2 separate regions of the Mus musculus genome follow, and region 1 is linked to region 2. A link is a contact called in ENCODE Hi-C or POLR2A ChIA-PET data. All regions are on one chromosome and are shown on one strand. The core of a region is the stretch at or near the end of the contact, and the rest is flanking DNA. Distances in the headings are between cores, read along the strand shown.

Evidence for each region. Hi-C counts contacts between places; a loop is a spot of excess contacts on that map. ChIA-PET counts read pairs that join two places held with the same protein, here RNA polymerase II (POLR2A).
Region 1: POLR2A ChIA-PET joins it to region 2 with 11 read pairs in Patski. The contact joins the enhancer-like site here to the promoter of Ftl1 in region 2. A Hi-C loop is called at or near these places in 1 of 37 maps with a recorded cell type or tissue (heart). POLR2A ChIA-PET finds 5 or more read pairs at or near these places in 5 of 5 experiments (Patski and embryonic stem cell).

Annotation. Positions count from the first base shown.
Region 1 is chr7:45,536,305-45,539,004 of GRCm38, forward strand. Plekha4 (pleckstrin homology domain containing, family A (phosphoinositide binding specific) member 4) reads left to right here. Exons shown (of 20, transcript NM_001381849.1): 7 at 1,353-1,568; 8 at 1,894-2,173. Among named protein-coding and RNA genes, the nearest start is that of Plekha4, 8.1 kb to the left of the region's middle. Within about 2 kb of position 1,432, at least 1 of the 3 ENCODE cell types and tissues checked has a DNase peak (open chromatin) inside an H3K27ac peak, as active enhancers do; it is heart, where a contact is called at or near this core.
Region 2 is chr7:45,458,490-45,461,189 of GRCm38, forward strand. Ftl1 (ferritin light polypeptide 1) reads right to left here and starts at 1,397. Exons shown (of 4, transcript NM_010240.2): 1 at 1,041-1,397; 2 at 595-741; 3 at 46-171. The coding sequence starts at 1,142.

The sequences.
Region 1 (2,700 bases), core at 182-2,681, 78 kb after region 2:
CTTCCTTATCATGCCCAGATGTCAGATTCCTGCCTGAGTTTATGTCCCTGTCATGGCCAATGTCAGATCCCTGCCAAGCGGCACCCCAAAAGGCTCTCCACACCCAGCCCTACTTTTAAAATGAGTGAGTGTGTGTGTGTGTGTGTGTGTGTGTGTGTGTGTAATGCATCTAAGTGTACAAGTTCATATGCCTGGGTCAGTGCACGAGGCGGCCAGAGCTGGGCATCAGGTGAGCTTCTTTGCTGCTCTCCACCTTATTACCATGAGACAGGGTCTCTCATTAGGCTGGAAGCTTGCTGGATTAGTCAAGCTGACCAGCCTACAAGCTCTCAGCAGCATCTGTCTCGGATCCCCAGTTTCCTAGAGTATAGGGACACAGAACTGTGCCTAGATGGTTGGTTGGTTGGTTTCGGTTTTTTTGAGACAGGTTTTCACTATATAACCAGATTGGCTTGGCACTCAGATCCACCTGTCTTTGCCTCCCCAGGGCTGAGATTTAAAGTGTGTGCCACCTTTGCCCTGATTGATTGCTGTTTTGTGGGACAAGGGTTCCATTTGTCCTCATCCGAGATGGCCTTGAGTTTAGACCCTTCCTGTTGTGGGCCAATTTTTTTTTAAGATTTATGTATTTATTTAATGTATATGAGTGCTCTATCTTCATATACACCGGCATGCCAGAAGAGGGCATCAGATCCCATGTGATTGCTGGGAATTGAACTCAGGACCTCTGGAAGAGCAGCCAGTGCTCTTAACCTCTGAGCCATTTCTCCAGTCCCTGTGAGCAAATTTTTTTTTAAAAAGTGGGTTCACTCCCGATCTGGGGAGACTAATGCTGGGTAACTCAAGACCAAGAACTCAACCAAGAACTCAAGGACAGCCTGGGCTACAGAGACAGCCTGGGCTACAGAAGTGCTGTCTCAAAAAGCAAGCAAACAAACAAAAACAAAACAAAAACCAATCAAACAAACAAAACCCAACATCACCATCACCCCTCAACTTCCCCCCCAAATGTCAGACTGTCTTGGGCACTTTCCCATCCTGTCCCAGTTCCTAGATATCAGGGCACTGGGTCCTGTGCCAGTAGACCCAGTGTCCTGTTAGGAGCAAGAATGAGGAACAGGGGCTGGTGAGATGGCTCAGTGGTTAAGAGCACCAACTGCTCTTCCAAAGGTCCTGAGTTCAAATCCCAGCAACCACATGGTGGCTCACAACCACCAGTAATGAAATCTGATGCCCTCTTCTGGAGTATCTGAAGACAGCTACAGTGTACACATAATAAATAAATAAATAAACAAATCTTAAAAAAAGAAAAAAGAATAAGGAACAGATCCCTCTTCTTCTTCACTTGCTAGCGGACTCCCGAGGTCACCTGCACGTCCCAGGCCTGGGGAAGGTCCTGGGGGACCCGGAGGACCCCCAGAGGTGAACAGAAGGGAAGAGGGGCGCATCTCAGAATCACCAGAGGTAGCTCGGCTCTCCAGAGGTCTTGGCAGACATGAAACGCACACTCCCAACTCTACAGTGGATCTGCAGACTGACACCTGGAGTCGTAGAACCCGGAGCCCAGAGTAAGAAGGAACCCTTTGGGTGCTTTGTCTAATGGTAGGGCAAGGGAAGGACTGGTTGGCCCAGTGAGGCTTCTTTGGAGGTCTAAGGAAAGAGGGAGCTAGCTGGAAGCGTGGCTTAAGGGAAGGATGGGACCCCAGAGGCCTGGGTCAAGGCTTGGTCTTTTGCAGGTAAATGGATGCATATATTCCCAAAGGGAACACACCCACTCTGCCTAGCAGAGGGGCAGTGCGACTCAGGGAAGCCAGATACTCTTGTTGGGTAGAGAGATGGACTGGGAGCAGGAACTCAGGCTAACACAGTTTCCCGATTATCTCCTTTCCACAGGTTGTTCTCACCCCTTTCCCGGCCTCCCTCCCCTCTGAGCCTTCCCCGTCCTCGCTCTGCCCCGGCCCGGCGACCCCCTCTCTCAGCAGGAGACATCTCATTTCCTGCCCGACCGCATACTCCTTTGAGTCGCATCGATGTCCGACCTCCTCTGGATTGGGGACCCCAAAGACAGACCCTCTCCCGACCTCCCATTCCACGCCGAGGACCTTCCTCTGAAGCTGGCGGAGAACGGCCACCCAGGAGTCCCCAGCCCCGGACACCAGAGCAGAGAACGCAGGTGCTCGAAAGGAGCAGACTACATTTCCCACTAGGCTTCCAGGCTCGCTTTCTAGGCCAGTGATTGAGTCATGCTTCCCAGGAATTATGGGGATTATAGTTCACAATGCAACTGGTCATCTCCGCCTCCCCCCCCCCCCATATGGTGGTGCTGTGGGTGGGTGGGTGGGTGTACCATTGCTCCTATAGTGATTCCACGTCCCATCAGGTCTCAGGATGTGTGTGGAGGAGTTTTGGGGGGGGGGGGGTAGCGCGTGCTCGCGTACCTTTGCTTCTATGTATTGTGGGTATTGTAGTCCAGAACACTCTCTTTGAAACTGAGAGGCCAAAGCATAGTTTGGATTCCAGTTATTGTTTCAACATAGCCAGCCTCCTGACAATCCCTCTAAGAATCACGGGTTTATAGCCCAGAATATCGGAAGCTAATTTCCAGCAACCCCTAGTGGTTTTGCCATGCTAGTCCATTTATTAGCACCCTGTGTGTATGTAGCCAGTGTAGTTGAGGATGTGTGTGTGTGTGTGTGTGTG
Region 2 (2,700 bases), core at 147-2,646:
TAGGTTTTGTCAGAGAAGGGAAGAAATGATTAGCAAGGTACTTACATGAGGGTCCGCGCGGGCAGAACCCAGGGCATGCAGATCCAAGAGGGCCTGATTCAGGTTCTTCTCCATGGCCAAGGCAGCTTCCATGGCCTCCTGGGTTTTACCCCATTCATCTTGAGATGGCTTCTGCACACAAGAATATCAAGCCTAGATTACATCCTTCACCCAGCCAATATAAAACTGACTGCACAGGAAAAGTGGGCACAGTGGGGAAAAATAATGGGATACTGTCTTTAATCCCACCACTGAGAGACTGGGCGAGAAGACAGGAGGATCTCTTGATAGGAGGCAACCTGGTCTACATTGTGATTTCCATGCTAGCTAGAGAGACACCGCCTCTCCCCAGCCCAGCAGTCCTCATCTGTATTCTGTAATTACCCCCATTTTCCAGTTTCTGACATCCTGGTGGGTTTAGTTGCTCTACATACTCCTATTGTCTACACTAGTCCTGCCACCACTCCCTTCCAAGACGTCTATCCGGATGCCCAAACTATGGGGATGGCAAGTAAACGCACATGCTCGGTAGTGCCCAATACCCCCGCTTCTTACCTGCACATCCTGGAAGAGTGCACGGCCCCCGCGATCGTTCTGAAACTCGAGGAGACGCTCCGCGCCCTCGCGCTTCTCCTCGGCCAATTCGCGGAAGAAGTGGCCTACGCCCTCCAGAGCCACGTCATCCCGATCAAAAAAGAAGCCCTGCGGGAGGTTACAAATACGAGTTAACGGAACGCGGTGGCTCGGCTCACACTGTAAACTTCAATCGCAACACTCAAGAGGTAGAGGCAGTACGTGTGAGATTTCGAGGGCAGCCCGGTCTGCCCAGCGAGTTCCAGTCAGACAAAACTACTATGTACACAGCGCGCAGGGAGAGGGAGAGGTCGGAGCACAGTCTCTGCCCTGCATGGAACAAAGAAGGCCCGCGCATGCGCAGGAGGGTGGGTGTGATGGACCCCCCCCCCCCCCCCCCGTTCAGAAGGCAACCCCGAGCTGCTCACCAGAGAGAGGTAGGTGTAGGAGGCCCGCAGGTGCAAGTTGACCAGGCGGTTCACGGCAGCTTCCACCTCGGTGGAATAATTCTGACGAATCTGAGAGGTCATGGCTGATCCGGAGTAGGAGCTAACCGCGAAGAGACGGTGCAGACTGGTCCTAGGAGCTGAAGGCAGCGAGGAGATGGTCCCGGAGGCTGCGACTGGAGAGACTTGTAAAGGCGGCTGGAAGCGAGTACAGTGGGAATCCCCGGGTCTGTTCCGTTCAAACACTGTTGAAGCAAGACACAGATCCACGGGACCTCCAAGGCGCTGCTCTAAGTCCCGGGCAAGGAGCGCTCCTTTTATAGCATGTTGACCCTCCGGAGGGAGGGGTGCCCCAGGCCCGAGACTAACCAATCGGCGGTGGCGTGAGGCGGAGACGGAAAAGTATACTTGACCAATCCGGAGCTGAGGGGAACCTCGCTCCCCACCCACCCAGTCCCATGAGATGAAGTCACGGGACTGGAGCGCGAGGCCTTGTGAAATGGAGGCTTGGGGGAGGGGCGGTGGTCCGGATCCGGAGGCGCAACCTGGAGGGGTCGCAGGGTTCTGGGCTCCGGGTCACTGAGACCCTGGGGAGGGGATGACTTCGAGGTCCTTTTCTGGGTGTCTCACAAAAGAGAATTTTGGGGCCTGAGAACATGGATCTGGGGATGGGCTGAGTGTGGGGTAATGTCTGTAAATGCAAAGGGAACCTCCATATGTCCAATTGCACACAATGAAGGGATATGTCACGTCATGAGGAAGTCTGGTATTCCAAAGATTCTAGAGATCTCCTTGAGGGAATGGAAGGGATGCCCAGAAGTATAGGGTTTTAGGTTCACCATAGGAACTAAGATTGTTTGCTTGTTTTTCTGTTTTCTGTAACCCAGGAGGTCGTGAAGCCCTTTGAGGGCTTGGAGTGGGCAGAGAGCCTTGGGTTACCGTGTGTGCACCTCCCTCGGGTGCTCTGGAAGGTGACATGTGGAGGCCCAGACAGGACTTTGGAGTTCTGGTCAGCCTGTCTGTCTGGGTCTGTGTCAGTGAACCTGTCTTTCTAGAAACAGACACGCATGATGGCGCTTGGAGAATTGCTGGGCTCCTTCCTGGAGTTTGGTCCAGAAGCCTCCTTGCAGGTTGCTCTTTTGGAATCAAAAGGCCCGAGAGTTAGGGAGAGCAAGAACTCAGGACCCAGAAACAGACAGTCAGTCTTACGCAGAACAGTTGGGGCATGCAAGGCCCAACTGGACTTTTGAGGACAGGACGGGCTCATACCAGGGTCTAATCTCAGAAGCCTGGGAAGAGAGCAAAGGGAAACGAGCCCAATCATGAAAAGGGGCTAAAGGAAGAAACAGTAAGATGGGTCAAGGGAGCCACGCGGAGCAGGAAGAATGTGCTGCTGAGGCCCTTAGTGGAAGGGGTAGCAAGGCCAGTTCTGCTGAGTCACGCTGAGCTCAGCTAGGCAGTGGGGCGGGCGGCAGGCCACACCCGGGCTGACAGCCAGAAGTCCCCCGGCTAAGGGGCTTGTGGTCTGTTTTCCCTGTGTGGTCAGGCAGCTGTACGGCTCTGGAGTGGCTAGCCTACACGTATCTTTCTCCTGACTTGACGTCTGCGGTGGTCTGTTGATTTGGGGGTCAGAGTTACTCAT